Regions from separate parts of the Homo sapiens genome. Here all the other regions are linked to region 2. The links are chromatin loops, found by intact Hi-C in ENCODE. Cell type or tissue: PC-3. All regions are shown on one strand.

The links. A loop is a pair of places that touch in the nucleus more often than their neighbours do. Peaks named below come from ENCODE experiments on the same cell type or tissue, not always from the same donor. Only the 100,000 strongest peaks of a DNase experiment are listed, where the experiment ranks them.
Region 1: it touches region 2 in a loop (16-fold over the local background); 11 of 110 quality-filtered maps call a loop at or near these places.
Region 3: it touches region 2 in a loop (9-fold over the local background); 2 of 110 quality-filtered maps call a loop at or near these places.

What each region holds. Positions count from the first base shown.
Region 1 is chr5:60,840,402-60,848,401 of GRCh38, reverse strand. ELOVL7 (ELOVL fatty acid elongase 7) reads left to right here and starts at 4,133. Exons shown (of 9, transcript NM_024930.3): 1 at 4,133-4,242. RefSeq lists silencers at 3,912-4,211, 4,232-4,391, 4,402-4,461. In PC-3, no CTCF peak of the experiment used is centred here; no DNase peak of the experiment used is centred here; H3K4me3 peaks cover 1,875 bases.
Region 2 is chr5:60,673,604-60,681,603 of GRCh38, reverse strand. All of the region lies in intron 2 of DEPDC1B (DEP domain containing 1B), which reads left to right. Among named protein-coding and RNA genes, the nearest start is that of DEPDC1B, 23 kb to the left of the region's middle. In PC-3, CTCF peaks have their summits at 3,354 and 3,670 (motif pointing left); a DNase peak (open chromatin) is centred at 3,173; H3K4me3 peaks cover 283 bases; H3K27ac peaks cover 2,006 bases.
Region 3 is chr5:60,807,830-60,815,829 of GRCh38, reverse strand. All of the region lies in intron 1 of ELOVL7 (ELOVL fatty acid elongase 7), which reads left to right. Among named protein-coding and RNA genes, the nearest start is that of ELOVL7, 32 kb to the left of the region's middle. In PC-3, no CTCF peak of the experiment used is centred here; a DNase peak (open chromatin) is centred at 4,989; H3K4me3 peaks cover 589 bases.

The DNA.
Region 1 (8,000 bases), 170 kb before region 2:
TTATCTCTCAGAGTTATCATTATGAAATCTATATAAAAAAATAGGAAAACATTTTAAAGCATTTAAATATGAAACTCACAAAAGTACATTCCACAACTTTTCTAAATTTCTTTTTGCCATCTACATATTTATTTAGCACCCACTGTTTGTAGGCTAATATCCTAGGCACCACAGATATAAAGAGAGAGTAGATAAAATATCTTCCCTTTAGGGCTTATAGCACAGCTGGGGAGGCAATGATAAGTATCAGAAAAGATAGGTCACATGTAAGGTGTCTCAGCAACTCTTAACAGAATCAGTTAAGAGCGTGTGTTAAGATGCACATTCCTTGGCCCACTCTCCAGACTCACTAAATCAGCATCTCAAAATAATTTTCAGGAACTTGCATAACATCCCAAGCATTGTGACTCTCAGTAAAGTATAAGAATCACTGGTAAAAGTTAAATCCATATGATACTGACATAGAGTAAGAAGTTGACAGGGTTCAATTTTCTCTTAAAGAATAAAATATAGTGAAAAAAATTGTAATTATTCACAAGGGTTATCGTTGCCTCAAGAGAATACCAGAGGCACTCTACAAATTACTAATAATTTAGTAAAGACAAAGGATTTACAACCATTAAACAAAAATTAGCGTTCTTATATTTACATTTAGAAAATGTAATTTAAAAATACATATACCAGGCCAGGCACGGTGGTTTACACCTGTAATCCCAGCACTTTGGGAGGCTGAAGAAGGAGGTTCTTGAGACCAGGAGTTTGAGACCAGTCTGGGAAACATAGCAAGATCCCGTCTCTACAAAAAATTAAAAAATTAGCCCCCCATGGTGGTGCATGCCTGTAGTCCTAGCTTCTCTGATGCTGAGGCTGGAAGATCGCTTGAGCCCAGAAGTTCAAGGCTGCAGTGAGCTATGATTGTGTCACTGCACTGTAGCCTGGGCAACAGAGTGAGACCCTGTCTTAAAAAAAAAAAACGTTGATAGTAGTGGCAATAATTATAAGGTTCCTAAGAATAAGCATAATAAAATATGTGAAAGACCAACTATGGAGATATATGTTCATGGATGGGTCACCTCAATATCATAAAGATGACAGGTTATCCCTAAATAACTTTAAGACAATTAAAATAAAAATCCTGCCATAGCTTTTCATTGAAAACAAGAAAGAAAGCTTCTTTTCACATTTACATAAAATAGTAAAAGTAAAAGAAAATATAAGGCAGGACACATAGACAGTGGAATGGAATCAAGAGCCTAAACACAGAACCCCGTGTGTGAGAATTTAGCAAATGGGGAAAGGAGGGATAATCTCTTCTCTATTCTCACTCTTGGTGCTCTTAGCCATTCTCATGCCTTTCAGTGTCATCTGGAAACTGACTACATCCAGATTTATATTGCTAGCCCAGACCTCTCTTTCTTGACCTCCAGACTAGTGTAATCAACTACCTACTTGACATTCATTCCCATTTAGATAGGTAACAGGTATCTCAAATTAAAGCAATGCCAAACAACTCCTGACCTGCCCTTCTCCCTACATTTTTCTTTCACAGTTTTTTTTTCTTTCAGTAAATGGCATTTTTTTTCTTCGAGTTACCCAAGGCAAACACCCTGGAGTCATCCTTGACCTCTTTTTTCTCTCTCTCATAGCCCATATCAAATTCTCAGGAAATCCTGTTAATATTACCTTCAGAATGTATTTTTTTAAATCTTCTTTCACTACTACCAACTTGGTCAAAGCCACCTTTATCTCTCATCTGGATTTCCCAAGAGCCTCCTGATCATCGTCTTACTTCTGTCCTTCTTCTCTGCCTCCATACCCCATGCCCTATTCTCAAAAAAGTTGCCAAAATACTCTTGAAAATGTCAAAGTATGACAGTTTTTTACTCAAAATGCTTCCTTAACTCTTTGACCTCATTTCTTACTGTCCTCACTCACTGAAATTCATCTGACATCTCCCCTTTGCTGGTCTATGAATGGAATATCCCACACCACACCCCCAGAGCTTTTAGCCTTGCCATTCCCTTTGAGTGGAATGCTGTTACTGGATAGGCACACAGGTGTGTCACCTTACCTGTTCAAAATCTGGGCTGAAATGCCTGCTTCCACTGGGGCCTTCCCTAACCACTTTAACATTTAACACAACTCCCCACCTCCAAAAGTCTCCATCCCCTTCCCTTCTTTATTTTTCTTCATAGCACTTATCAAACCCTGAACATCACATTTTTTTTCTTTTTTTTCCTCTTTTTTTTTTTTGAGACAGAGTCTAGCTCTGTCGCCCAGGCTGGAGGAGTGCAGTGGCGAGATCTCTGCTCACTGCAACCTCTGTCTCCCAGGTTCAAGCGACTCTCCTGCCTCAGCCTCCCAAGTCGTTGGGACTACAGGCACGCACCACCACACTCGGCTAATTTTTGTATTTTTAGTAGAGACGGCGTTTCACTGTATTGCACAGTCTGGTCTCGAACTCCTGACCTCACGATCTGCCCGCCTCGGCCTCCCAAAGTGCTGGGATTACAAGCGTGAGCCACTGCGCCTGGCTGAACACTACATTTTTTTTACTTCTTTATTCATGTATTGTCTGTCATCTCCAACTAGAATGAACGTATAGTCCCTGAGAACGGGGAATTTGTTATCTATTGAAACTTCAGGGCCTGGAACATAGCAGCACTCCAGTATTTGTTAAATAAATGAATCCATTTGAGCTTCTGCATATTTGAAATTTCATAAGTATATATAAATGGTAAATTGTGATAGACTCAAAGGCTAGTATCATTAGGCAATTGTCTCCCGTTCCCAAAAGACTTCCTAAGTCTACTAAATGATCTGTTTTTAATATGAAAGCAAAGTTATCTAAAAGAAAGGAGAAATCTTTAGTTTTTTTGACTTCGAGATTCTTTGCAATTTAAGCTTTTTTTTTTTTTTTTTTTTTTTTTTTTGCTTTTCTTTCAATGGACACTTTCGAAGTTTTACATAAAAACATTAAAACCTCTTGTTTAATGTAGTGGGATTAAGCTGCCGAAGGCAATCCCTACATGTGAGGAAAATATGCTTCCGACACCCCAATTTTTTTTTTCTCCCTACCCATCCTCTCTGGTGGTCCTGACGCTCCCAGCCCCTTTTTGTGTTTCTTGATTCCATGCTGAGAACTCGCAATACAAACTCAAAGCCCACATTTGTGAGGTGGTTGGGTCAGGACTGCAACTAAAAATGATTATTGTTTTTTAGGTTTCTGGACAGTTCAACACCAGCCTTTGGTTTTGCCTCAGAAGCAGGGAACTTCTCTAGGCCCCTATTTTGCCTTTCAGCTATTGATGATCCAAATCATACCAGCGATTAGGAGGATCATTACCAGACACAAGGCCAGGTACGTTTAAAAAATAAATAAACCAAGCGCAGGTGCACACTCCGAACGCTCATCCCCACCCCCACTTTCCAATCCAACAGTAGGTAACGAGAAATGAATTTTCTAGACTTTTTTTCCTGCAGCAGTTGCTGTTACCAGAAACAAAGTTAGATGATATACAATCTAATCTTCATTGCTCTAAAAGTCCTCTCCCCATGCCCCCCAGGCTGCCTCAATTCTCTAGTTTCTTATTCCTTATAAGCAGGGGATGGAGCTGAACCAAGTCGGCCTTCCCCTCCCAGGGCCTTCTCCTCTTGGTCTGGCTTCCATTTCAGATGCGAATTAACCCTCCCAATACCCTTTCAGAAGCAAGGAGTCCCCTTTTTCTCCGCCTCCAGCCTCAGCTAGGTTTTCCTCATTTCGGATTTTTCTACTGCTCATTCCCAAATGAGTCACGCATGACGACAATTTCCACTCTGCTATGTCAGCCTGGAGATGTCCCCCAAGTGATGGCATCTGCTCTCGGAAAGAAAGGTCATCGGTGCCACGACCAGCCCCGCTAACCCAGAGCGGCCGGTGGGCCCCAGTCCCGAGAGTCAGGGCGCGCGGCGGAGGCGAGGCCGGGGCGGCCTCCGCCCTCCCGGCCGCTCCCCCTCGCGCCGCCCCGGCTCCTCCCTCCGGCCCTCGGCGGGCACCTGGCGGCGGCGGGCAGGGGGCGGCGCTGCGCGCGTCACGCGGCTGGGTGGGATAGCGGGCAGGTGACACCCGGCGGCCTCCTCCCCTTTCCAACCCAGTCGGCGGCCGGGACAGCGGGGGCCGCTGTGAGGAGCTCCGCGCTCGCGCTGCCAGTCGCCGCCCTCTCTCCCGCGCGCGCCCGGCGCTTCGGCTCCGCTCCCTGTGCGGTGAGTGCGGGGTTCCAGGCCGGCGGGCAGGGGCCAAACTTTCCCGGCGCGCGGAGGAGAAGAGACTGGGGAGGGAGGCAGAGCCGAGGGGAACGGCGTCGGGAGTGGCCGGATGGAGGAACTTGGGCGCGGCGCGCGAGAAGTGGGACCCGGGTGCGGGGGCCCCGGGAGCGGGGCCAGGCCCTCCCTGGGCTCGGGAGGCGCTTGGGAAGTTCTGTCCCCGCTGCCTGCGCGTGGGGAGGACCGAGGCCCTTTTCGCCGGAGCGCGGGGCCGCGGCGCTCACCTGCGCCTTCTCGGGAGCCCCCACCCGGCAGCATCCCGAAGGGAAGGTCGGGCCCGGTGGGCGCGCTGCGGAGCGGAGCCTGGACTGGGGTCCCGCGCGGCGCTGGCCCTGCGGAGCGGAGCGGGAGGGGCAGAGGTGCTCGCCGGCGGGACTGGGAGGGAGAAGGACCTGCTCGACCTTGGACGCGGAGGTCATTTTCCCAGCTCCGGGGTCTGGCCTCGCTAGCCACCCCCCCAAATTCCGGAGCCCCTTTCTTTCTGTTTCCTTCCTTCCCCTTTGGGCGCTTTTTTTGCTCCCGCGGCCAGATGAACTTGGGGCGCTGTCCCTTCGGCTCCCCGAGCCGCATCCTGTCTTGGTGGCTGCTGCTGGCCGGGAGGAGGCTGATGAATACAGAGCCGTGGAACAGGTCGTGCCGGAGATGGAAACAGGAAAGCCTGTTGTTTTGTCGTCCCAGGTATCGTTGGTTCTTTGGGAAATGGGCTTTCCCAGGTTCGTTGGGAAATGGGCTTTCCCAGGTTCGTTGGGAAATGGGCTTTCCCCCTTCAAGTCAGAGCTGTTTCAAACTTCACCCGGTGCGGACAGAGCGCTCTTTGGAGCTCCCTGGGGAACTCGGGACGGGAAGGAGCGGGTCTTTACACCTGTCCTGCTCCCAGTGTAGTTAGTCCCGCGTCGACTGAAGAACAGTTTTAGCGACCCGAGTTCCTCGCCAGTGGTCTTTTCCCTCTTGCTACGATCTCCCCTCGGAAAGCATGTTCACTTAACCCTGTGCTCTCGGATTACCCTTTATTTCATTCCTCACTTTTATTGCTTACGTGCTCCGAAAGGGTCATCGATACCTGGTGGCTGCCTCTGCGTTCTTACCACGCACCCGCTTATTCATTCCCTTTCTTTGTAGTTTCTCTTCGTACTACTGATCAGAAATTGGTCTCCCCAAGGTCACCGAGAACTAAATAAAATCCACCCCTCACCCCGTGGCAGACATTTATCAGTGCTTAGGTGCCAGGCACTGATGTCAGTTCTTGTGTAAAAGCTTTTAATCTTCACAACGATCCTGGGAAGTAGATATTAATATTATTCTCATTTTAATGATGAGGTAACTGAGGCACGGAGAGGTTAAGTAACTTGCCCAAGGCCACACCCATCTCAGCGGTAGGAGATTCCAGCTCTGGGGTTCTGTCTCCAGCACTGGAGCTGTTAACCACTGTCCTACACTGCCTCACCTAGAGTTCGTTTGCTCGTCCTTATTTTCTGAAGTCCCGTGCTGTTTCAGGCATCGTTGACCAGGCTGTCAATCTCAGGTCCCTCTTTTCCTTCTTATGTGTCTTTATACTAGTTTAGGATCCCCACACCCTCCCCCTGCCCCCGCTTTTTTTTTTTTTAAGAAAAATAGATTTTTGGGACTTTGTTACTTCATCTATCACCTGTATTTATCTGGCTTAAGATTCTGTGCTTTCCATGTCTTCTTCAGTTTTAGTGTAACGTCTGTCAGTGCACATTATAATATTCCGCTTGGACTTGCCCGGCTTTTCCCCAAAACAGCTCCAGATGCTCATTTCCATTAAGGGTCCTGCCATTATCCTGGTCTCCAAGGTGCCGTGCCATTCCTCTCCCATTCGTTAAATATCTTCTATCCAATTTTTACATGGTGTCTTCTAGCCTTTATCAGTCTCGCCCACTCCCATCCTCTCTTCACCACTCTCCCTCTTCCCCACTTTGAACACATATGCCCTTCTCTGCTATTTGTTATCATCTTTTATGTTTGCTTTGCACAAAAAGATTGCAAACAGCTTAGGACATTAAATCTTCAGGCCTTACAGCTAGTAGTTGCTTGATAAATGTAGAAGATGATACAGTATAAATTTTGGTAGCACACATCAGGCAGGTTTGATGATGGAAATTTTTAAGCCAGGTTTTACAGGAAGTTACGGAGTTTGCATTGGTAAACGTGTAGGAGCTGGTAGACATTGTACATGAAGGGGAGAAAAGCCTGTGTTCACTCCATTGTCACAAACAGGTACCCAGCTGTTCTGATGAAACATTACATTTAGAGGTATAATGAAGCAAATCAGCAGAAAACCATTTATCCTTATCTTGACAAAACAAAATATGAAAACACATAAAGTTAAAAAAAAACCTTTTTATTGAAAAACGTAGCACATACATAAAAGTGCATAAAACATAAATGGACAGATTAACACAGTAGATGTATTCAGCAATAGAACGACAGTGTTATTCTGGCCATAGATAGGCTACAGTCAGGCCAAATAGGAATCTTTTCACAAAAACCTGTATAAGGTGAAGTGGGCCTGGACTGCTCCCAAGAGGCATTGCCAAGAAAGAATTGGCTGTGCATGGAGAGGCTTGAGGAGAGAGAAAATAAGACTGGAAATTGGTACCAAAAGGATAAGATCAGGGAGCCAAGAAGAGAGTTCAGACCCACTGAACATAATTCTACCACAATGAATATTTAACCAGGTTGCCTTTGTCTCTCTCTTTTTTTCTATGCATATTTTCCTTCATCATACTCCATATAGTATTTTAGTATTCTCAGGCTGGGCACAGTGGTTCGCCCCTGTAATCCCAGCACTTTGGGAGGCTGAGGCAGGTGGATCACCTTAGGTCAGGAGTTTGAGACCAGCCTGGCCAAAATGGTGAAACCCCATCTCTACTAAAAATACAAAAGTTAGCTGGGTGTGTTGGCACATGCCTGTAGTCCCAGCTACTTGGGAGGCTGAGGCAGGAGAATCGCTTGAACCCAGGAGGCAGAGGTTGCAGTGAGCTGAGATCATGCCACTGCACTCCAGCCTGGGCAACAAAGGAGACTCTGTCTTAAAAAAAAAAAAAAAAAAAAAGGAAAGTAATTTTTTTTAGTATTCTGTGTTTTCCATATAATACCTAGTAAGCATTTTTCATCTTATGTAATTTTCAGAACTCATATTGTTTGTATTCTAGTAATTATAATGTGATTTACTTAACTAAAACTCTATTGTTGGACAAGTATATTAGCAACAAATTATAAACAACCTAAGTTATAGTAATACTTATCTTTGCAGTTGTATCATTTTACAAGTTGGGACTCATTTCCTAATGATACTGTTCCAGAAGTAGAATTACTTCGTCAGCAAGTATGGTCATTTTTATGGTTCTCAATACATGCTGTCAGATTTCTAAAAGCGATTTTAAAAAGAGGATCAATGCATTTTACCTAACTTCTCTCTCTAGGAAGTAACAGCAATTCAATTAAACATGAACAGTATTATTAAATGTTGTATTAGTTTCCTCAGGCTGCCATAACAAAGTACCACCAACTGGGTAGCTTGAAAAAACAGCAATTTATTGTCTCACAGTTCTGGAGGCTACAAGTCTAAAATTAGGGTGTCAGCAGTGTTGAACCCTTCTGAAAGCTCTGAGGGAGAATTTGTTCCATGCTTCTCCTAGGTTCTGGTGACAGCAGCAATCTCTGATATTCCTTGT
Region 2 (8,000 bases):
TTGCCTTTTCATTGTTTTTATGTCTCAATGTTGTTATCTGTGTATCTGGTGGAACAGTTGCTTCTTCTAGTTTTATGGATTGGCTTTTGTAGGTAAAGACTTTTTTCCTGTAGATCTATCTATAGTGTTGGCTGGTTAGAGTGCCTTCCCTTTGATTTTGGGTATGCACAGTAATTTAGTCTCTATTATTTCTTTGGCTGTAATCAATGCCAGTGGTGTCTGTGAGTTCCTCAATGGCTTAGGTTGTTGGCAGAGGCTGTGGCAAGGCTTTTCTGATGATGTAGATGCCAGGCAGGCTGGTCCTGCCGCTCTGGGTGGTGTATGTGTGCCCTTGGGTGGTGGTAGTGGGCAAGGTGTGATGGTCCTCAGGTCCCTGGGTGGTATATGCAGGTGCTGGCATTGGTGGTGGGGGGCCTGGGTGGGCTGGTCTGAAGGGAAACATTTTGTAAGTAGTTCTGAGAATAATGGAATGGACATTGAAGGGTTCTTGCTGGAAAGGAAGGAACTAATGTTCTAGAGCTTCTATGTTGTTCCATCCTCATCACATAATTCATTATTTAACTCAACACCTGTAGGTGGAAATGGTAGTATCCTAGTTGTAAAGATTGGGAAATTAATAAAGCCAAAATAACTAACTGGTCCAAAGTAATCCAGGTAGTGGTAGAAGAGTCAGGATTTGAAATGAGGTCTTCATCTCTGAAGCCTATGCCAGGCTGCCTCTATTTTCACAACATGAGGTTGACTTAGTTTATCAAATATATTAGTGAATGAAAGAGTAAACACACAGAATAAGCAAGAAACATTTGGTGTAATCAACACGTTTATATTCACAAAGTTCTTGCAATGCATTAAGTACCATGTAATACGTATTAAATGATGAACTGTCTTCTTCAAGAAGTTCTTCTCAAATAAAGAAGGCAAGGGAAACATAACCTAAATACTTATATAAATATAGCAAAAGAGAGGTGGTTTCCTTTATCTATTTGTTAGAGAAAGCTACCTAAAATATAAGGGTTCTTTTTGTATATTTTGAAGAGAGGGAATTTGCATATATATGTTAGAGAATTTTATAACAAAGATGATTAGTAAAGCCCTTATTTTGGAATATGTCAAAAATGATTTCTAGATTTAAGAAATGCATGTCATATTTGTTCTGTGAATGCATTTAAATTTGTAATTTTTTTTTAAAGACTCAAGATGTTCAGTATAGAAAAATTGAAGGGAGGAGTGAATTTTAGTGTATAAGAAAGGAAAGCAAGTTCATAATATCTGAATGCCTATAATAATAATGAGATGTTACAGAGATGTACTCAGCACTATACTTCTTTCCTGTTAACCAACAGCAATTACTAGAAAGAGTTCTGGGTTTGCTGCTGGTGAAAACAATTTTAGATTTCACTAAATGGTGCTCATGGTTGAACCAGGTGCTGTTGTCTGTGTCTTAAAGCTTCATGACCCTAAACTTCTAATGGATGAGGAGATTGAATTATACTACTTTATATGTTTATAAGAAATTTTGGTTTATGAAACATTTCTACTTCTGTGATGTCATTTAATCTTTATGATCTCCTCTGATCTTTACGACAATTCTATGAGGTAGACAGGGTACATATTTAATCCTCAGACACTTTCCCCTTTAAAATGTCTAAACAAAACACCAAGAATGTTCTAATTAAAGAAATTCTGTACTTACTGCTTCTGCCCATCTGTGTATGTGAACAATTACGTAATATTATTTAAACCTAACTTAGTGGGTTCTATACAAATAAAAATGTATATTATGATAATTGTTTTGGATTATTTAATGAGAAAAGTGTTTGTCCTGTTGTAGCCCTTTAGCAGGAAAGGTTTCTCTGGCATGGAGCCTATACATGGCTCCTGACTTGCTCTCATCACTGGTGCTAGCTCTGGTGGGTGGTTGAACTGGGAAGGTTTTCATGGCTTACAGGTAGAAATTCACAGCTCAGATGGTGGGGATTGAGATCTAACATGTAGGGACCATTTTCTTTTTATTTCCTGCCTGTCTCATTCCTTTTTTTCTTTCCTTCTCTTTTTTCTTTTTTGTTTCTACCTCTGTGTGTGTCATTCTCATGTTTCAACTTCTCTTTTTCTTCCTCTTTCTTTCTATTCCTTTTCTCTCATACTTTCTTGCTTTTCTGGCCTATTTTCAAAATACTGATTTTAATTTGAAACTAAAGTTTGTTATGTAGCTATCGCCAGATTTATTGAATAATGTTACTTTCACAGTTCTTAATGTAAAAAGCAGAGGAATCATACTACCCAGTTTTATGGCTTAGTATAGAAAGCCATAGAAGTTAATACTATGGTGTTGGTGAAGTGAAAGACATATAGATCAGTGGTACAGAATAGAGAGTCCAGAAACAGATACATATAAATATGCCAATAGATTTTTTTACAAAGATGTAAATTCTATTTAATGGGAAAAGATGAGTATTTTCAGCAAATTATGTTGGAATAATTGGGCATCCATCCATGCATGTGCCAAAATAAAAAAAGAACCTCAACATAAACCTTATACTTCATACAAATATTAGTTCAAAGTGGATCATAGATTTAAATATAAAACTACAGAACTTTTAGAAAAACAGGAGAAAAATCTTTGTTTTGGTATTAGGCAAAGAGTTTTTAGACATGACACTAAAAGCACCAAACATAAAGGAAAAATATGATAAACTGGATTTCATCAAAATGAACAATTTTTGCTCTGTGAAAGACATTGGATGAGAGGATGAGAGGACAAGCTACAGATGGGGAAAATATTTGCAAACCACATATGTGACAGTGGAGTGCTATCAAGAATATGTAAAGAGCTCATCAACTCAACAGTAAGTAAACAAGCAATCCAATTGAAAAATGAGCAAAAGACTTGAAAAGACATATCACCAAAAGTATGCAGTTAGCAGATGGGCATTTGAAAAGATGTTTGATGTAGTATACATTAGGGTGATGCAAATTAAAGCCCTAGGGAGATACAACTATGTATCTATTAGTATGTTTAAAATAAAAATACTAATGATATCTAGTGCTAGTGAGGATGCAGTCACTGGAAATCTTATACATTGCTGTTGGACACCTAGATTGTTAGTCACTTTGGAAAAGTTAGTTTCTTTTAAAGTTAATAAGTACATTGACTATATGATTCAGCATTCCTACTCCTGGGTATTTATCCTAGAGAGACAAAAACAATGTTTACACAAAAACTCGTTAAGTGAATATTTATAGATTGCCAGTAACTGGAAATAACCTAAACATTCTTCCATGGGTGAATGGATAACTATTGTACATCCATACAATGTAGCACCGCTGGGTGGCAGAAGGGTGCGACTGTAAAGGGAGAGCAGGAAGGAGCGTTTTCGGGAGTAATGGAATAGTTCTGTTTCTTGATTTTGGTGGTAGATACACAAGTGTATACATGTGTTAAACTTGATAGGGCTATACACCAAAAAAAAAAATTTTATTTTACCATATGCTAATAACTTTCTTAAGCTAGAGATTTGCAAAACCTGTATTTGTACCTCCAGTGAAAGAAACTCAAATTTAAGTTGTTTGAGGGAGGTGGCCCTTAAGTCATTTTCTGTGGCCCTGGGAAAAATTCTTTCATCACTACCCAATAGGTCTTTTGGACCCGTTTTAGATACCTCACCTTTAAATTAATGGACTACTTCCTCCCTCTAGTGGACATCTTTTGTTTTTCTAGGAAAGCACAAAACTTGTTAGTGTGATTTTATTTTTCTTTTGTTTTTACTCATTTCATCGTCATGGGTTGTTGTCCTGTGATTAGTTGGATAAGTTCTTAGCCTTACTGGGCATTGGTTTTCTCAAATATAAACTGACAGGGCAACAAAGTGATACCCTGTCTTTACAAAAAGTTAAAAGTTTAGTTAGGTGAAGTGGTGGCATGTACCATAGACCAAGCTACTCCAGAGGCTGAGTGGGGCAGATAGCTTGAGTCCCAGAGTTCAAGGGTGCAGTGAGCCATGATCATGCCACTGTACTTCAGCCTGGGTGACAGAGAGAGACCTTGTCTCATAAAAAAAAGAAAAAATAAAAAAGAAAAAAATGACAGGGAGGACTAGATCTTTAAGATCCTTTTTAGTTCTAAACTTTTATGTTTCCAGGTATGGAGTACCTATCACATGTTTTCCAATCCGTGGCAGTGAAGGATCTAAAAAGGAAATATAATGTGATTCTTTATCTGCCTGACTTTATAATCTCTTTTGAGAGAGAGAGAGAGAGAGAGAGAGAGAGAGAGAGAGTGTGTGTGTGTGTGTGTGTGTGTGTGTGTGTCTGTATGAAAAAGATTCTGCTACTTAGCAGAATCAAGACAGTATTTAATTAATTACCTAAAATAACCCATAACAAATAATCAGTTACACTGGCAGTCATTGGGTTGACATATCTATTTTGTTTGACCAGTATTGTGGTTTAGTCATCAAGTTTTTTCTATCTCCTTTTTATTTTTAAATTTTGTATATTTTGTGAAGATAATACATTTATGTGGTTCGAAATTTACAAAGTGCAAAAGGGCATATGCAATGAAAAGCCTTCCTCACATATCCCTCCCCCAGCCACTCAGTTCTCTTTCTCATAGACACTTAACATTATTAACTTCTAGCACAGTGTCTTAATACATTATGAACCGGAAAGTCTTTAGATGGGGCAAACTCACTCCAGTGGCCACATTCCCCACCATTTCCCTATAATATTATACCAGACTGTATCATGATTATGTTATCTGCCTGGCCATTGTAGGAATTGTGTCTGTGATCCAGTTGGTGTGGACTGGAGTGTTTGGAACCTTATGGAACGGGAGGGGGATGGGGAGGAGAAGGAGAAGGGGAAGGAGACGGAGGAGGAGCAGGACTTCAGCCTGGGTCGGCTAAACAGTGCAGGATCTGGATAAAAAGAAGGGATGGGAAGGAAAAGGAAAGATGGCAAGATCAAGGCTGTCAGTCAAAAACACACAAATAAGCTTCCTGGGAGAAAAGGGAGGAGGATGACCCGGCTGGAACAGAAATCTTAGGTCAGGAAATCATGAGGGATACATTTGGTGGAATTTCTTACATTTCTGACTATGGAGTAGGGTTTTATTTCAAAAGGAGAAGTTATTAAAGCGAGGCATAGTGCCATGCGCCTGTAGTCTTAGCTACTTAGGAGGCTGAAGCCAGAGGATTCCTTAAGCTCAGGATTTTTTTTTTTCATTATTATACTTTAAGTTCTAGAGTACATGTGTACAACGTGCAGGTTTGTTACATATGTATACATGTGCCGTGTTGGTGTGCTACAGGATTTTTAAGGCCAGCCTGGGGAACATAGTGAGACCCTGTCTCTTAAAGAAGAAAAAAAAAAAAAAGGCCGGGCACAGTGGCTGACGCCTGTAGTCGCAGCACTTTGGGTGGCTGAGGTGGGCAGATCACGAGGTCAGGAGATCGAGACCATCCTGGCTAACACAGTGAAATCCCGTCTTTACTAAAAATACAAAAAAATTGTAGCTGGGCGTGGTGGCAGGTGCCTGTAGTCCCAGCTACTCGGGAGGCTGAGGCAGGAGAATGGCATGAACCCAGGAAGCAGAGCTTGCAGTGAGCCGAGATTGTGCCAGTGCATTCCAGGCCTGGGCAACAGAGCAAGACTCCCTCTCAAAACAAAAAACAAAAAAACAAAAAACAAAAAAAAAAAAAAGAAAAAAGAAACAGAGAAGGCAGCTACTGTTAGTGTTTTGAGCAGTGATGGAGTCTTTGTTCTAGAACAGAGTTAATTGAATAATAGGGACAGAATAGATTGTAAGGCAGAGAAGCTGGTGAGGCGTTTAAGGTAACTGGTGAAAGCGATATTGCCTAGATGAGAATGCTAGCCGTGGGGCTGAAAAGGAAGGAAGGGCCTGTGTTTTATAGGCAAATTTCAGGCTAGACCCTGTAACTGCTCTGTATGTAGTCCGTAAGCTTTGTTTGAAGTCTGATTATTTTTGAACAAAGTTTTAAACATATTGTTCATTAATCTGAAATTGCTAGTTACATTTAGAATCTTTGTTAATGTTTAGCATCTGCTTACAGAGGCTTGGAATGTAACTGTAACTGTTTTCAAGCCAATGAACAGTTCTTCAAACATACCTGCAGTGTTTAGTGGGTGTCTAAGTCTTTGTGATGGGTTTGTTCCTAGGTAATCTCTCAAGGATTTTGGAGTCCCTGGAGCTGGGTGACTGTCTCAGAGTCTGTACCCACATCTCCCACAAAGGTCAAGAATGAATGCCCAGGTTGTTGTGGGATAATGATGAAAATATACATAGGGACAACTTGGTTGCTGCCAGGCATTTCTTTTCTATTTCTGTTTCTTGCCAAACTCCTTTTCTATTTTGTAGGAATCCTCATTTGTGTGGGTGTTGGTGGGAGGCAGGGCCCTGTGCCCTACAGTGGAAACCGACAGGGGTGAGACACTCCTGCTTCCTACCCCTGGCAGTGAGGGCTCAGGCATGTCTTCTCCTTGGTCATTTGTATGTTCCTCCTTAGGACTTTGAATCTTGAATGAGGCATGCAAAGGGGAAGGGACAGCTTAGAATCCTCCTGTGACAGACGTGGTGGACTGCAGGAGCAAGGACAGAAGTACACAGAGGCATCCAGAGCTACTGGCAGTGGCTTTAGGACCAGATTGTTCCTGGAGCATGAACTCACTTGTGCTTCCTTCTGTGTGTGCTGGGTGGCCTCCTTTTCCTCCTTTGTCTTATCCGCCACCCCCATCTTGTTTCTCCAGCTGTCCAATTGATTTTGTGTTCTATTTGGTATCTCCAAATTCCTTTATGGTTAAATCAGCCAGAATTTGTTTCTGTTCCTTACAGTTGCAACTAAGAACCCAGATGGATATAACAAGCAATGGCTGTAGAGTGAGCAAGACTGGGGCAGCTTTTTGGGCCTAGGAAATAGCACAATGACTATTATGTGTTTGTGACTGCAACAGATTATTAGGTGTATGTGAAAGCAAAGCAACAGATCATATTGATCTGTAGCAATCACACATATGGGGGATGGATTTGAGTTCAGGATCCTTTGTAGGCACTGAAGCACAGGAGCAGAGTCTACCAAGTATAAGTAGTAGGCCAGTTATATGTGGACCCAAGGTTCAAAGTTATGTATTAAGCTGATAAGTCAAACTGATTCTGGGGTTATGTTATCACTGCCATCTTTGCAAAAGAACTAGTACATGTAGGTGTGTTAAATAGAATGTTGAAATATATTGCCCTGAGTCATAAAAGGTAATTCCTGGTTATTGATAGACTTTTGTTTTATAATGTCCTTTTTTAGGCTTTTTGGTGATTAACTCATGATAATTTCAAATCCTTGGCTTATTCTTCTATCCTGATCCTTCATTTGGGGTCATAGTTCCTGCTGATTTCTTTATCCTTTTCCTTTATATTTATTTGTTTTAAACACTTGGTCTTACCAACTGGCCTTGAAATTTTTTTTTTTTTAATATCCTTACCCAGGTTTCTTTGCTGAGAATTCATGATGCCTAGTTATTATCCACTAGTGTCCTTAACCTCTTTATTCCTGAGTTTGCAATTTTTTGAATTTTTGCAATCAGACCTTGGTGGTGACCTTGAGCAGTAGGATAGAGATGACTCCCACATGCTTAGCGTTCCAATAATGGAACAGGAGGCATAAATGAGTTTAAATGGGAAATGGAATAAAGGACTCCAGAAATATGAAAGGAGCACGGCTGACTGAAAGCTCCCAATTTACACAGAAGAGAACACTCTTTTGGAGAGAACAGGGATTGAACAAGAGTAGTTCTCAGATATTATTGACCTAGAAACAAAATAATAAATATCATATAGGCATTAATCAGTTCTAAACTATAACTTGCTGAGAAGAGTGGTAACTTGCCTTGAGATGTTGGTTGTTAAGACTAGATTTATAAAAGTTGTTGAAAGCTGGGGTATACTATTCCCTGAATTTGTGGAGTTGACAAGCTCTCAAACTAGGAATGGG
Region 3 (8,000 bases), 130 kb before region 2:
CAAACCTAAAGACTTTCACCATTTTTATTTTATTTTTAAAATAAATATTAAACACCATGGTGAAACCCCATCTCTACTAAAAAGAAATAGAAAAATTAGCCAGGCATGGTGGCGCAAACCTGCAATCCCAGCTATTTTTGAAGCTGAGGCAGGAGAATTGCTTGAGTCCGGGAGGCAGAGGTTGCAGTGAGCTGAGATCGTGCCATTGCATTCCAGCCTGGGTAACAGAACGAGACTCTGTCTCAAAAAAAAATAAATAAATTTTATTTATTTATAAAATAAATAAATTTTATTGCGTGTATTTGAGATTTACAATGTGATGTTCATGTTTACTTCCTACTTTTTAATGAAAGGGTTAAGCAAAGGTAGATAACTTCTGCAAGGTTTTTCTGATTTCACTCTGAGTGATGCTAAAGGAAAATGAAATACTCATCTGCTTATTTCATTACCTGAGTGTAAGTAGTAGATTTAGTGTATATTTAGGTTATTTAGATTTAGGTAATCCTAAAATTCTTTCCAAGCTGTGATTCTTGCTAGTATTTTCCATAGTTTTATGTTCCCATATAGGAGGAAGTGAACAAAAACATTTAAAGAATGATAAGTATTTTCATGTGGGTTATTTAGAGGGAAAACATGCTACAAATTCCTTAATCCAATTAAAATCACACTTGTTACAGAAAGTAATGTGGACCGATTATTGTATAATAGTAGTATTGATTTCAGTTCATTATGCATTAGCTTGGTAGCATATGTTTAAAGGCTACCACTTAAAATTCTGTATATGCTTTGAATTTAAGACTATCAGCTCATATGCTTTGTTAGGGTCCTCTTATAGTTTCCTGGCAATTAGCTGCAATGTAGTTCATGTGATGTTTTTCATGGGATAGGGATTTTAGGAGCAGTAAATGGGGATGGGGTGGAGGTGAGTCTCCAGCCCTGTATTTTCTGCTTACCATTCACAATTAAGCCCAGCATAGGGCTTAGTGTGGTGTTAATAAATGTTGGTTGATTGATGAAATTCATTTCACCATCTTGTTCTTCTTACTGCCCTTCACACTGGGAAGCTGTGTGCTATCATGACGAGCATAGACTGGAACCCTGAACTTTGAACACTTCCTCTACAGCTTAGTAACTGTGTGATCTGGGGCAAGTTCCTTAACTTCTCTGAGCTTCAGTTTCCTTATCTGTAGAATAAAGATAATGGTATTTCTCTGATAAGAGCTGCTAGGAAGATTGAATGTGATAATGTCAGTGGAATACCTAGCACAGTACATGACCCAGAACCTTCAGTTAGTGGGCGTTATTGTTATTCTCTTGGATAACTTGGGTAGCAACTCACTATACTCCCTTGCCTCAAGAAGTAGAGACAATAGTTGGTTTCAGGGGATGTGCCTAGTTGTACTGCTTGTGGTATGCTGGGTCAGATCCCTTTGTTTCAAGAAAACTCTGCAATCTCCTCACAGAATCTGTTAACACCTCTTTGACTTTTGAGCAATACTCCAAGATGACTACTGAGGCTGGATGAGAAGGCTGATTGTCATCTGTGGTTCTGCTTCTTCCTTATGCATTTTTGACCCATTTCACAGATTTCATAATAACTCATTATGAAAATTTTATTCTTTTCAGAACCACCGATTTTTAAAACTTTAATCAAGACAGCTTTCTTTTTGCAAAAGATTTCAATAATGAGGATTCCAGGTTGGCACAGGCTGATTTGGGCAACTGAGAAAAGTCTTTCCGACCTTTGTCAGAGAAGTAGCTTAGCTGAGTTCGTTCTTGTTGCCACCTTGCTTTTGAATCTCTTGGTTAATGTATGAAAGCAGAGGAACTGCTTTCATCTGAGGCACACAGTGGCAAAGTTCCCATGGCAGGAAATGTTTGTTCTTACAAATCTCATACATGGTGGTCACAAGGGAGACCTTCGTATTTTGTTTTGCTTGTCTGGGCTTTATCATAATTTGATGATTGTTTCAGTGTGTTTGCCTGACAGCTAACTATCTAAGAGAAAAGACTGTGATGCACTTGCCCTTAGGGACCTTCTTAGTCAGCCCCAATCTACCTGTCGAGTTTATCTCCTGCTTCCCCTCTTTGCAAATCCTTTTTGTACTACAACCAGGCTAGTGGTCTTTTAACAAGTGTTCTCTGAAGTAACAATCCCTGTTTCTGTTAACTGAAAAAAAAAAATTGATATAAACAAAAACAAAGAGTTGATGACTTCTGAGATTGGGAGGGAGGAATGGGGGCAGGTGAGAAATAACTTACTAAAGGGAAATAGAGATTTTTACATTGGAGGGCAGTAGGGAGTGTTGAATGAGAAGAGTGGAGTCAGATAGTGGAGCTGAGAACTTGGGACTTGATGTAATTTAGAATAGGGAAAGGGGAAAAGGTGATGAAAGTGGTATTTTAGGACTATATTTTTCTCTTAATAAGATTAACCCTAAGCGTAGATTTAAGGGATATATGAGTAGAGGCAAGAGTTATCCAGGCCCAGTTATAGTAATACACGTGTCAACCGAAGTTCTGGTTGTTAGCAGTGAGAATTGTGGGGAACATTTTCATTTGAGAAAAGTCAGGTTGTAACAGCTCACAGGTTGGAGGTAAAAGAGCACAGTCAAAGATGATTCTAATGGCTTGGAGTAAAAGAAAAGTCAAGCCATTAACGCCTGTGAAGGTGACGGATCAATAAACCTGTTGGTTGAAGATAGAAGCTGGGCAAGATGAGTTCCTTTTGGGATTAGTTAGGCTTCCTGTGATGGTGGAATATCCAAATTATAATGTTTATTGGCAGTTGGAGAAAATGGACTCTGGCATGGATGAAAGGTTAGGGTTCAGAGTGTAGACTTAGGAGTCATTACCATTGTTTTAGGAACAAGTAGATAGAAAGCAAAGAGAGCACCAAGGATTGAAGGGAGAAATCCTTCAGTGCAGGGGTATGAAGAAAATAACCAGCTAAACAAAACAAGCAAGAGCTGAATGATGGAAAGGCTTGAGGCCAGTGAGATGAATGCTATACTGTGGAAGCCAAGGTCAGGGCTGTGAGAAGGAAGGAGAGGTCAACAATGAGGGACTGCAGGCAGATCAGAGTAGACAAAAACTTAGGATAAGCCTTTAGGTTTAGCAAGAGGGAGGTTCTCAACCTTTGTGTACAATTCCAGTGAGAGAGGAAACCTTTAACCAAGCAAGATGATTATCTGAGAAGAGTCACACCTTCCATGAGGAATACCTTTAGAGATGCTGTGATCCAGAATCCCTGCCATGCTAAATCACAGTCTGTCATATCTACTCAAGAACAATTCCTTTCCCTTATTCCATTATCATATGCCTATTCTTTTTTTTTCCAATTAAATTTTGCAGCTTGTCCTCTCCAGCCTAGAGAGGGCTTGTCACTATTGTTATTGAACAACATAGGTCACAACCAGTTAAATTTTTTTCTATTCCAACACATTTTCTGATGAAAATTAAATATATACCAAGCAATAAATTTGGTTCTCTATTGTCAAACTTAACAGCAAGAAACTCTTTGTTACATTGTACTATTTCATTTTCTCTCAAGATAACATTTTATTCTTTATATTTCCTTTTCTTTATTTAATTAATTTATTTATTTTGAGAGATAGGATCTTGTTATGTTGCCTAGGCTGCAGTGCAGTGGCACAATCATTGCTCACTGTAACCTCAAACTACTGGGCTTCAGTGGTCCTCTTGCCTCAGTCTCCTGAGTAGCTGGGACAACAGGTGTGTGCCATCATGCCCAGTTAATTTTTTAAAAACAATTTTGTAGAGATGAGGTCTCCCTGTGTTGTCCAGGCTGGTTTCAAACTCCTGGCCTCAAGCAATCCTCCTGCCTTGGCCTCCTAAATTGCTGAGGTTAAAGGTCTGAGTGACTGTACCTGGAATTATATTTCTCATTTATGTTTTTTTCTATAATTTATCTTAGATTAAGATTGAGATTAGGTGTCTTACCCTTTATGTTGCTATAAGAGAATACTAAAGAATGGGTCATGTATAAGAAAAAAATTATTTCTTACAGTTCTGGAGGCTGGAAGTCCAAGGCCAAGGGGCTACATCTGGTGAGGGCCTTCTTGCTGGTGGTGCTCTCTACAAAGTCCTGAGGTGGTACAGGGCATCACATGGTGAGGGGGCTCATGAGAGTTGGCTAGACTGGCTTTTATAACAGACTCACTCTCCTGGTAAATAACTCACTCCCTCAATAACCCGTTAATCCATACATCCATGAAGACAAAGGTTGATGGCCTTTGTGTGAGTTATACAGGCCCCAGTTTTTCAGCTTCTAATCTTTTATTCTTGGTATGTCATTATTTATTTATTTTTATTTTTACCTTTTCCATTTCCCCTTTCAGGAATATGTCATTATTTATTAGTCTAACAAAATGTAGTGGGAAAGAGGAAGACACCTTCTACTTATCAGAAAATAAGTCAGATGGACTACTTGCAAAAGACACTGAAGCCAATAAAGAGAAACACTTAGAATGCCCAGTATGCTAATGACTATACTATCTTCTATGCTATATATAGTAGTATATATATAGTATGTGCATAAACACACACATACTATATACTGGTTTTTTCCTTCTAGGTATGAATGTTCATAGTTCAAATGAATAAAATGCAGCTAATTTGCAAAGTTTTTTTTAAAAAAAGTACAACTGACCTTAATGAAAACACATTCCTCAAGTTTTTGAGAATCAAATCTCAGTAAAGAAGATCTTTTGAGAAGATAAATACAGCCTCTCAGTAAAGGGCAGAAGCACAAATAGAATACAGTTAGACAACAGAAAGTTGAGAGGTTGACCTGGTCATGTGAATTATTTACAGATAAATATACCTTATTTACTTACTCTTCTAAGTTAAAATTGAAACTGAGAAAATTGGGCCTTCTTACTGCCCAGTACAGCTATGAGAATTTCTTTACTGATTGACGAATGCCATGGATATTTAGTCCTTGACTCACCTCCCCTGGGTCGGTACTGTGCACAATACAAATTTGCTTAAGAAGCCCTTCCACCCTACCCTACAAGAACTTACAAAATTCTAGGTGAGGTAAAACATATCCACAAATGAAATGCAGTATAATGACTCCCAAATATAGAGGTATGTGCAGGAGTTAGAACCAAAATATTAATAACTAGTGTGGCATGGATGTCCAATGAATCAGATCAGATGCCAGCCCTGAAAAACTGACCTGCCTGTCCTAAAGCACAAGAGTGGAATATCAGTACTGGTTACATATAATGTGCTGTAGGATTGCATATTTGTATAATTTAGTAATTGATTCCACAGAATAATCATGTATAGGTAATGGGCAAATCTATCATCAGTTTTGAATAAAATAATGTTTCTAACATGAATTCTCTGTAGAAGCTTTTTAAGCAGAAATTTAGATAAGCAGTGGGCTTAGAAAAATCCACATGAAAAGCCTTTAATAAATGAATGAATTCATCATCTCCCTTTCCCTTCAGTATGTGATTCCAGTGTCCATGTCCTCACCCATGAATGGGAAATGAAGGTGTGTGTTAAGTATTGAAATATAGCAGGAGGAGGATCCTAGGGGTACTGCCTTAAACTGGGCCAACCTGCTTTTTTAGTTCTTCTGCCCACAAATGTTTTCCTTCATACTATAAGAAATGCTCCATTTTCTTAAGTACCTAAAACATTCAAAGATTCATTTGTGTTAACAAGCCTCAAGTGAAGTTCCACTGGCCACAAATGCAAAGCAGGCAGGCAAGATAAAGTTTGTTTTTTCTCACTGAGCGATAGTTTGAGGGCTGATAATTTGTTTATAGTCATTTTTTCCTGTAGCCCAAGGACATGGAAAGTGAAAAAAAGAAGAATTCAGGAACCTGAGTTGTAGAGTTCAATATTCATACCAAGATTCATTCCACCTCATAGGTTGCATCCCATTCCCTTTAAGGCATTTTTATCTGTTCACCAGTGTATGGAGTTTCCATAATCAGAATCAACCCTGTTGTTCCATTCACCACCTGGAGAAAAAAAAATTAGGATTGTTAGTCTGTTTGCTTCTCCTCCAATGTGAGGCTATGGTTTCTCTATTTTCCTACTTTTTTTCTGATTTCCTGTGAAATCAAAGCTTTTGCCTTAGGCATATACATAAACACTCATGCAATTTCAGCTTCTCCTCTTCCACCAACTTTTCTTGGCCTTACAAATGTATTCAAGATGTTTTTGTCCTTGAAATAAATCTGTCCTTCACTCTACTATCTTCTTTCTTCCTCCTATAAATAAGTATCTTGAGTAACTGGGTCATAGAAAGGGAGTGATCCCAGAAGTCAGTTGAGCTGAGTGTTGGGTCCAACTCTTTATTGGAAAATCCTTCAGAACCTCAGTCGTCACAGCTAGACAAGCTCTAGAAGTCCTTCCATTCAAACCTTCCTCTGGGATAAATTTATATTTATCAAGACTAGCTACTTTCAATGCCTCCTCACTCCTTGGGGCCTGGGTTTGATTTCTGCCACCCAACTGTGTATTATACTGTAGAAGTTTATAAATTTAGCTAGTTTCAAAATTCAGTAGGTTTTTTCTTCATCCATATTCACTCAACACTGGAGAACTAGTTTTCTTCCTTAGATTCTTCGACATACCAATACCAGTTGTCATCTTAACATTCTTTTTCTTTCTTTCATTTTTAAACATTTTAAAATAGAGTTGTCAGACATACACAGAGGTAGATATTAACACCCATGTACTATCATCAACCATTCTCAAAAATTGTCAACATTTTACCAGTCTCTTAATATTATTTTTTAAAGAAAAAACCATTTTGTTCTCATAACATTTCCATCACCCTCCAGAATTGTCTTGTGCTGCACTTTGTAATGAACTCCCCTCCATCCTCCAACCCCAGCAACTTCTGACATGTTCTCCAACTTTATAGTTTAGCTTTCTCCAGAATTTCATAGATGAATTTTATAGTATGTATTCTTTGGAGTCTGGCTTATTTCACTTAACAGAAATACAGTTCAGATTCATCCATGTTGTATCAGCAGCCTTTTTCTTTTTATTGCTGAGTAGTAATTCATTGAATGGATATACCACTGTTTGTTTATCCATTTATTAGTCAAAGAAAATTTCAGTTGTTTATTATTTTGGGTGACTATGAATAAAGTCACTATAAACATTCATGTACAAGTTTTGGAATGAATATAAGTATTTCTTTGTCTTGGGTTAATATTAAGAGTAAAATTGCTGGGTCATATGCTAAGTATATGGGATTTTAATAGGAATTGTGTTGACCAATTTAAGAGAATTGATATCTTAACAATATTAAGTTTTCCAAACCATGAACATGGTATCACTTACCATTTATTTAGGTTTTCTTTGATTTCTTTAATTTGATTTTTCTGCATAGATGCATAAGAATTTTTTCTTATTCTTTGAGTTCATCAATTTAACCAGGATTTGTCTTGCTATTGATTGTTATGCATCAGATTATCTTACAACCTTGTTTTCTCAGTCTGTCTATAAAGTCAGTAGGAAATTATTTTTTGTCATGTATTTGAATATGTTACTTTTTCTTTTGTTGAATCGTGTACTTTAGAAAGACCAATTACCCTTTTATGGGATCATCTTTGCCCTTCTTTTTTTTTTCTATTAGTTTAACCTTTATCATTTTCATTTGAACACTTCAGGTTTTCTTCTATACCTAGAAATCACTGTTTGGTTGTGAATACTCTGTTTCTGGCTGTTTCTGATTTATCTTTTAGTGTGCTAATGAGCTTTGGTCCTCAATTTGTTTCATTGGTCCTACAGTCTCCCATTCCATTTTATTCTTTTTTTTTTTTTTTTTTTTTTTTTTTTTGAGACGGAGTCTCACGCCCAGGCTGGAGTGCAGTGGCATGATCTCGGCTCACTGCAGCCTCTGCCTCCCGGGTTCACACCATGCTCCTGCCACAGCCTCCCAAGTAGCTGGGACTACAGGTGCCCACCACCATGCCCGGCTAACTTTTTGTATTTTTAGTAGA